Linked DNA regions of Homo sapiens: region 2 is linked to region 1. The links are chromatin contacts, found by Hi-C or POLR2A ChIA-PET in ENCODE. All regions are on one chromosome and are shown on one strand. The core of a region is the stretch at or near the end of the contact, and the rest is flanking DNA. Distances in the headings are between cores, read along the strand shown. Region 1 overlaps RAPGEF2 (Rap guanine nucleotide exchange factor 2). Region 2 overlaps RAPGEF2 (Rap guanine nucleotide exchange factor 2).

What was found. A loop is a pair of places that touch in the nucleus more often than their neighbours do. ChIA-PET counts read pairs that join two places held with the same protein, here RNA polymerase II (POLR2A). Pooled maps may share reads with other maps.
Region 2: a loop to region 1 is called in a map of posterior cingulate gyrus, with 2.4 times the contacts of the local background. The contact joins two enhancer-like sites. A Hi-C loop is called at or near these places in 5 of 168 maps with a recorded cell type or tissue (astrocyte of the cerebellum, endothelial cell of hepatic sinusoid, heart right ventricle and 2 more) and 1 of 50 pooled maps. POLR2A ChIA-PET finds 5 or more read pairs at or near these places in 2 of 52 experiments (AG04450 and BJ).

What each region holds. Positions count from the first base shown.
Region 1 is chr4:159,272,165-159,276,886 of GRCh38, reverse strand. All of the region lies in intron 7 of RAPGEF2 (Rap guanine nucleotide exchange factor 2), which reads right to left. Among named protein-coding and RNA genes, the nearest start is that of MIR3688-1, 150 kb to the right of the region's middle. Within about 2 kb of position 1,971, at least 5 of the 41 ENCODE cell types and tissues checked have a DNase peak (open chromatin) inside an H3K27ac peak, as active enhancers do.
Region 2 is chr4:159,358,520-159,363,241 of GRCh38, reverse strand. RAPGEF2 (Rap guanine nucleotide exchange factor 2) reads right to left here. Exons shown (of 30, transcript NM_001394067.2): 30 at 3,069-4,722. Among named protein-coding and RNA genes, the nearest start is that of MIR3688-1, 230 kb to the right of the region's middle. Within about 2 kb of position 2,546, at least 2 of the 41 ENCODE cell types and tissues checked have a DNase peak (open chromatin) inside an H3K27ac peak, as active enhancers do.

The sequences.
Region 1 (4,722 bases), core at 722-3,221:
AGAAGACATTTTAAAGTTATCCATATTTCCTTTTTTTTTTGAAAAAACTTCTTAATATCACTACTAATGAACTTTTGTGAGGATGTTCAACAGACATGCTTTAATTCTCATTTACATCAGGTTGCTCATTTTTTTCAGAGGGGAAATAAGGACAATGAACGGTAAAGAAATCTGGGAATATGCCCAACTAAAATGAACACATTAAAAGATTTTAGTGATAAAAGGTTCACTATATACAGTGCAAAGGGAGAAGAAATGTTGTCACCTGTGTTTATATTTTCTTTAGCTAAGCTATTTCAAATTTTATTTGTTATAACAAATAAGACACAGACCAACCTGCTGCTCAAATAACCGTAACAAAAACAAAGCAGTGAAAATTAGTTTAGCTATTCAAAGTGTACCCTCTTCTATATAAAATTGTTTTAAGTTATTTTTATATTTAGGTAAATGTTATCCCTAAAATACTATGATTTTGACATTTGACTATTTCAACAAATGATATTAATTTCAACAGGAAATAGGAAGTCCTATGCATCCATATCTTTAAGTTGCCATTTAAAATGAACAAAAGTATACTTTTAAGAAAACAAGTAAGTGTAAAATCAATTAGTCATAAAGAAAAAGCTAATTTCATCCTTCACATTCTCAATCACTGGAAACCTGGGGCATAAATTTACTCATTGCTCAATTTTGCTGAACTTCCCCCAAACCCCACCAACCCAGCCACTATAGGCCCAGTGACTATAGAATCATTCTAAATCTTTACTGACAAGGAACTCAAGGCAATCTCCTTTTTCACTACAATTAAAGATACTGGGATACTAAGTACCTAAGGTTTAAGTATTAAAATTACTATAGTACCTTTATTAGTCCTTCTCAGTTCCATAGTACCCATAAAAATTATATGGCAGAATACTCCCATTTAACTCCAAATATTTCTTAATTACTGAGAAAAATAAACAAGAGTGCTTCCACTTAATAAAAATACTTCACAGAGTAAAAGTGTCTGGGTTACCCGTTTTTTTTTCCCTAAGAAAAGAGAGGGAATGAAAAAATTACAACTCTTCAGCTTTTTCACATTCATGTTTTATTGTCTTCCTTTATCATGAAAAGTGTGATGTTCTTTTCTGCCACTTTTAGTAAATTTTTGCCCACTGAAAATACCCTATAATAAGATGACTCCATTGTAATCTGTATTTTCAACTCTATTATAGAAGAGTAAGAAAATAAAACATCTATGACAAGAGATAGAGCGTATATTCTCAAAACTCAATTTTTACTAATAAAGTAAGCAAATCTTAATTCTAGTTTTTTTCTACATACTAAAATTAAAAATTAAAGTATGGATTAATTATATTTACACATACACATACATATGAAATAAGTACATGTATACAGATGTATCGATAAAGGGGAAAGGAGGGTATGTTTCATTTAATAATCAAACCAAGTCAATATTACAAACCAATAATGTATTTCTCTAGAGTTCATTAAAGAAGAATGTAACTTTGATAATTGTAAAGAAATTTTTCAGGCTGTCACTTTGTTAATAAATCTAAGGCTAACTCATGCCTAAGATGTCTCTGAAAACAGCCTTTATGATGAATATCCAGTGTAAGTTGTAAAAGAGAATTTGGTCTATTGATGTAGAATGAAGAGATCTGAAGCATATGGGGCATATTTATATAGTGACTTCAGAGTACAAAAGAAATATAGACAGTGGATGATTGATAAGTTATAAAGATATGATGTATCACAGACTGTGCAATTATAAGATTCTCATATATCATACACACACACACACACACACACACACACACACACACACACACGAGAGACAGAGAAAAACATAACTACATATAAGGCCTATGTTAGGGGTTCAGTTAAGAAGAAGAAATGGCAGAGAGTGACAAGTGATTAATTCTTTATGACATGGGTGTTTCTGCACCAATAGGAAAGACAGTGAGTGGCAGGGACCATTGGTGAGCTTAAGGGAACTTCTTGTATGATGCAATTTGTTGCATTTTTAAAGTGTGCTCTGTTATATCATGTCTTTAAAGTAGCTTTAAAGTAGCAAATTTATATCTACATTCCCTAATATATTTTTTCTATTAGTTTCTTAATTTATGTTCCAAAAATCAGACACTGTTCCATTTAGCCCATTCTGTGTAATACCTAAGACAATACTAATAGCACTGGCATCTTAATACTATATGGAAATATCACAAGCATGTGTCATGTCTATAAAGATAAAGACCACTCGTTAAGGATGAAGAAAAAGTAGGTCAGAGAGAACAAAGATCTCAGAACAAGGAAATTTAAATAGAGACCTTAAGGACACATTTACAAACTTTCATTTAAATTACAAACACACTTATACACGCACACGTATATATTTTTATACATGCTCACATGGTTATATCTCTATGTAGATATATTTAGACATTCGTTTTATTTTTAAAATATTTTTCAAAAAAGCTTATAAGCAAACCATATTCAAATAAAATATATAATGATTAAAGTTATTTGATCTAAATTGAAAAGGCTTTCAAAAGTTTATAAAGATCACTACAGACATGACAGTAATGTTACTTTTTTAAAAATCAGGGATATAAAGTAAGCATTAAAAAGTACTTCATTAAGGATTTAAAGTAACTGTGAAAGGATTTTACCTTTATTGTTAAACAAAAGAAAATGAAGAAAACTTAAGCATTACTCTGGAGGAATTCTTAATAGATTACCTGAATAAATTAAGAGTTTGGTCAAACCTCTGGAGGCAGATTAAAGAAATGTTAGGGCCGGGCGTGGTGGCTCAGCCTGTAATCCTAGCACTTCGGGAGGCCAAGGCAGGCAGGTCACCTGAGGTCAGGAGCTCAAGACCGGCCAGGCCAACATGGCGAAACCCCACCTGTACTAAAAATACAAAAATTAGCTGGGCGTGGTGGCACGCACCTGTAATCCCAGCTACTTGGGAGACTGAGGGGGAAGACTGCTTGAACCCGGGAGATGGAGGTAGCAGTGAGCCAAGACTGCGCCACTGCACTCCAGCCCAGGCGACAGAGCGAGACTCCATCTCGAAAAAAAGAGAAAGAAATGTCAGGTTATGTTTAAGGAATACTTATACCTATGAGACCAAACTTACAGAGCATTTACTTTGATGCATTTTATATAATATTTAAATTGAGAAAGAAAGAAAGAAAGAAAGAAAGAAAGAAAGAAAGAAAGAAAGAAAGAAAGAAAGAAAGAAAGAAAGAAAGAAACTGATTACTGATCTTACTAGGGCTAAATGGTTAAAGGAGAATAACTGAATTCCTAATGACACATTTTGAGCATTTGCTTTTTCTTAAGTTAATCATTCTTTTTTTCAGTAATCTAAATTGATTTTATTTTCCAACAGATTTTTTAATGGATCATTACTAAAAATATTTAAAGGCAAAGATATGAGGTATACTTATTTTGACTAAAAGCAAAGATCTTACTTTACTATGTCCTGTGACACAAAAAGCACATATAAGCAGAGTATGCAATGTCTTGGCAAGTTTCTAAATACATTTCTTCACTTCTAATGGGGGTAAAAAGATCTATTATTTGTTGCCAGGGTTTCTTGGCCCAAATCCAAGGCAAGATGACCTTGTCCTTGAATAAAACAACAGGATATGCTTCCTCTCAGTCCCCTCTGCTAGCAAGCACAGTGGAAAATCATGCCAAGAGATAAGTTTATTTCATCTCAGGAAATATATCTGTTATAACAGACAAAATAAAGATCAGATAATGAAGAGGTGGAGTCTTACCCAAAAGAGGCATAACCTAGCCTCTACAATTAGTCCTGGTGCTTTTTTTCTACATTGCTAAGGAAAATCCATCAATCAAAATATACTAAAGAGACACTCTACCCAATGTTTACAGACAAGGTCAAACTGTCATGGTAATATAACACATTTTTTGTTAATTGAGTTTTCTTAAATCTGTTCCAGTTGAAAGATAGGAAGGAGAGGTGAAGAAAGAGGTTACACTCCTTTGCTGCATCTTCAAAATAGTCATTAATTTATCTGGTATTCTAACATCCTCCACTCCATCACCTGTACTGACCTACTTCTCTCTAACACAGTCTACTCTAACAGTGATGATTTCATTGTTTTTCCTCAAACCCTCATATTCTTCTATAGTTTCCTGCCTTGGGCCCTCACATGTTATTCTTCCAGCCTAGAAAATCCTTCTCTATACTGTACTCTTAACAGCTGATAAACAGTTTTAAATTCCAACCATACCCTTTGAACACATGGAATTCATTCCAGATGTAATCTGTCATCTAACTGCAAAGACCAAACAAATTTATAAGCACCAATTAGAAGAATTAATAAAATTAAGCACTGCATATTAAGTGATCCTGATTCATTAAGATAGAGATAAATATGAAGAGATAAGGACCAAGTCAAAGTCAAGCCAAGAACACAGCAAGCTGAGAAATGAGAAAAGAAAATGAGCCTGAAGTGTTTATAATCAAGCCAGCTTGTCCTAAAATAAAAGAGCACAATCTTGTATGTTTATAAGGGAAAGAATGTAGATTATAGAGGGCCTTAAGTGACCAATAGCAATTTAGAAAATATGGTTAAGTTACATTATATCCTTCTTGGTTAAGGGGCTTATGTATGATGAAAATGATACTTATGGCTAACAAATGAATCGTGGCCTGTATGGACTTAAGGGAGGTGATCATGATTG
Region 2 (4,722 bases), core at 1,297-3,796, 86 kb before region 1:
AATCTGTAAATATCTAGCATCTAGAAAAGTGCTTGGACCACAGTAAATTAGCTCACTAAACTGTATCTAGAAGCATTGTACATATACATATTTTCATCTTAATACCAAATGTGACACTCACCTGATCCTAAAACCAATTTTGTAGTCCTATTTGGGGAAAAAGGTTTCAATCTATATAAATTAAAGAAAACCTCACGTATGTTGAGATACTATTACTTCATTGGTCCCCATTTGACCACAGTGCATTTGGCAAGGTCATACAATATTATTAAAATGTTTCTTTTCTGAGACAGAGTCTTGTCCTGTTGCCCAGGCTGGAGTGCAGTGGCATCATCATAGATCACTGCAGCCTTGAACTCCTGGGCTTAAGTGATCCTCCTACTTTAGCCTCCTGAGAAGCTAGGACTACAGGTGCACACCCTTACAACTGGCTGTATTTTTTATTTTTTGTAGAGATAGGGTCTTGCTTTGTTGCCTGGGCTGGTTCTTGAATTCCTGGCACCAAGCAATCCCTCTTGCCTCAGCCTCCCATAATGCTGAGATTACAGGTATGACCCACTGTTCCTGGCCAAAAGTTTCTTAAATTGTATTAAACTTACTTCTATTTTTGAGGTGTTGAACACTCTGAATTAAGTTGATTTCACTTTCAGTCTTTATAAAGCTGGTCATTTGACTCAATTTATTTCAGATATTTTATTCTAGGCTTAGACATTTTTCCCATAAGAATTGTTACCATCTTGATTGCCCATGAAATAAAGTCTTTTCTGGCATTTCTTAACCTTGCATGGAATGTCGTGATTGCCTCTATAAAATTTTCTGGTATATGGCTATGGCATAGTAACAACTAGCTTGCCTTGTACTTGGCTAAAATGTGAATCTTTTAAAAAATGCAACTCAGGCCGGGCACAGTGGCTCACGCTTGTAATCTCAGCACTTTGGGAGGCCAAGGCGGGTGGATCACTTGAGGTCAGGAGTTTAAGACCAGCCTGGCCAACATGGTGAAACCCCGTCTCTACTAAAAACACAAAAATTAGCCGGGTGTGGTGGTGCACGTCTGTAGTCCCAGCTACTTAGGAGGCTGAGGCAGGAGAATCGCTTGAACCCAGGAGGTGGAGCTGAGATTGCGCCACTGCACTCCAGCCTGGATAACAGAGTGAGACTCTGTCTCAAAAAAAAAGGCAATTCATAAATTATTTTTCAGTTCCAGTCAGTATTTTCGTCTCACTCTCAAATAGGTAAATTCTCACTTTAAAATCTTTCTTGAAAGTGTCATGTTGGCCTCAGCTGCAGTTTGCCTTACACATTTCCGTCTTATTGCCCCTTTCAACAACCTCTGCTGATATTATACCCTTAGTGAATCTTCACAAAATAATTTACCTCTGCAATCAACAACTTGACTCCTCAGTTGCTGCATTACGTTTATTCTCTAGGTAAGCCTTTTTTTTTTTTTTTTTTAAAGAATGCTGGTATCATGGGATAAAGCGCTCAAGAGAGTTTCCTATTTTTCTTTGGCATGAATGTAGTGCACTGGCGTTGAGAGGCAGAGACCAAAAGGTGTGTTGATACATGCATCCTCAGAAGCTTGCATTATTCATTTTGGGATATTATCAGTGAACTAAAGGTAAAACATATTAAATCATAGATGAGCATAAAATCTATACCTCCCAAAAGCAGAGAAATGGATTGAGGCTGAGAAAAACATTCTGAGGACTTCAACCTGTATGTATGAAAACACAGACCCCGGTCTGTGTGGCCTCTTTGATTAGGGTGGAGAGCATCAGACCTTCACCAAAACCTTCTACAATATCCCTAAAACTTGGCAAAGTTCTATTATTAACATAACATAAACTCTGTCCCTGCAAACTGTTACACTTGGCAAATACTTATTTCTGGAAACCCTTAAGTGGAGACCAGTCTTGTGCTACACGGAGGAAGTATCCTAAAACATAAAAGTCTAATAAAACCTAAAAGGAAAACGAACCATGCCCTATTTGTCACTGTCTCATATTTTTAGCAGAACACACACAGTAATGATAAAGAGGTTATTCTCCAAAACATCAGATTCTTAGTATTTTTTCAAAAAAAGTTTGAGAAAATTAAGCTGAGTGACAGTCTAGGAAAGTCCCTGAGGAATGGGTTTTAAAGTGAAAAGACAACAGAGATGAGCATGTAACAACATACACAAACACGCAGGTTCTTCATTTTTTAAAAGGTGTGGTTGAAGCTACTAGAATGGTTAAAAAATAAATAAATAAATAAATAAATAAATAATTTTCCCGACTATTTTGGTGTCCAGGTTTTCAAAATTTCTCAGCAAAATAGCTGGCACGAATACCTTGGAAAGATCTTGAAGCCTAGCCCTGGCCATTTTCCTGTTAGCTTCTGGAGGGACCTTCCTCCCGCTCCTCTTCAGGCTCCCTCACATGTTCCAGTGTTTGGTGCCTCTGCTTCCAGTTGCTTCCACTCTGACTTCTGAGACTTCTCAGTGGCTGATGGCTAATACTTTTAGTTATGCTTGCTTGAGGAAAAGAAATGAGTCACTCATTTAAACATGTGCGTAAGCAGGCTGCTACTTACTGGTTTTTACCTTTTAAAATTAAGTGCCCTTCTGATAGACTAAAGTATTATTCAGACTTACCACACATCAGCACTCATATTGTGTACTAGTTAGAAGTCCAGAATCACTAGCTAAATTGTACTCTCCACTTAATAATCATGACCTTGAATGTCAGTTTCTCTGAGGTCCTGTCTCTCAGTATGTATACTGGGAACCAAAATATTACGTACCATAAAGATTATTGTTGGAAACGGTTGAGAAGAGACAAATGTTATGCAAATATATTGTGACAGCATCTTCATTTTCAAGAAACACTGAATTCTGAACATGGTTTGGCTGGTGCTAACGTTAATGATATTAATTGCTTTGGATCAACAGAGATCTGCCTAAAATAAATAGGCTATTGGGCAGTTTCCAATAACCATGAGGCTAAATCTCTCCAGCCGAAGGACTTGCTTCTGCAGGAGACGAAAGGCTTCTATTCCAATTTAATAATAAAAAGCATGCATGATTCATTAAGAATATAGGCAAGGCTTTATGTTATATTTATTTATTTTCCAGCTTGTACAAACTGGATGTAGAAGCATAAACATAGTACATTTCTACCATCTTCAACAAAAATATAACCAATATGTACAATTATTGTATTAAAAATACAAAAGGGATACAGACTCCACCAATGTCTTTCTAAAAGACATACAGGTACAAGTAGTATCAAAAGTATGAGGAAATCACCAGTTAATTGTACATTCTGCACTTGACATCACAGAGCGAACTGAGATTAGCAGTCCTATGTTCTACAATTACTTAATGCTTAGATAACATTTGTGCAACTTGTGGTAGAGCTAGATTTCTGTCTTTCTATATGCACATGAGGTCCATAGCCTATATAATAAAACTGGCAAATAATGCATATTACATGTAAAATTACAAATGCATAATTGACAATGTAATAAGCAAGTAGACAAATGCCATGATACAGAAGAGAATTATTAAATAAAGCACTGACATTGTTTGATACAGTGAAAAAACACTGCAATTCCACTTTTAAAATTTGAAGCTATTTACGTTTATCTACTGATCAATATGATCAGCTGAATTTAATGGAAAAAAAATCCAAGACCAGCAGTTCCTCACATTTGAGTACTACTCAGATTGGCAGCCTTCACTTTTCCGGAGTCTGTGCAAAACAACACAAAAATAGAGTGGAGGGGTCATTTCAGTCATTATAGGGTTAATAGCAGCTGTGAGCAGATGGTTGCTACACTTAGGCCTTCTCTATATGCAGCGTCCATAAAGCCACTTGGAGGTTAGTCTTTGGTGACTAACCTGCCTTGCAAAGGCTGGCATGTCTAACCAGGTTTTTGATCTTTTATCACGTTTAAAGGCTTGTTTATTCCCTAATGCCAATTCAATAAAGGGAGGCTGTCTTGAAAGAGCAGTATAAACAGCTGGCATTAGCTCCAACATCCCAAGCTGCTTTCACTGCAATGCTATCCAGTTATAAATGTTTCTCTTAAAAAAAAACAAAAAAACAAAAAACAAAACCTACACCTCTAAATTAACAAAAATCAAAGAAATATAACTTAAAAATGGGGTTTGCCATCCATCTCAATGGAGCAGGACACATCCGCCAATGACACCGTCCTGCCTCCATAAGGCTCAGACAGGACACAAGGGTCCTAGTTCCCTCCCCTGGCCATGTGCAAACAGTTTTACAGAAGAACCCCATCCACTGGGGAAGGAGCAGATGAGGTGTCTTGGTATTAATTGGCTAACATTTCATACTTCCAGGATAGGGCACTTCGCGGGTGAGACCAGAAGGACATGGGAAGCCAGGGTCACAAGCCAGGTCTTCCCGTCTTCTTGGTGTGGCCACACCCTGTCCGGCATATTTGGTTTTTCAGAAACCAGGCTGGCAACCCTACTTAAGGTTTAAAATAATACTGTAATCATTAAATGGATATATATTTACTCTCTGAACAAAATCTTTAAACTCATTTTTTTTTTTTAAAAGGAGGACATTGTAAACAAGTGGACAAGCACTGTACTCAAAGGATTTCATTGTTTTTCTTTGTCTTCCTTGGTGGGTTAAAGGCCCCAAGTAGTTCAATGGCTAGCTTTTCTCATTATCCCAATGAGATCAAGTGCTAGGACTGGATTGA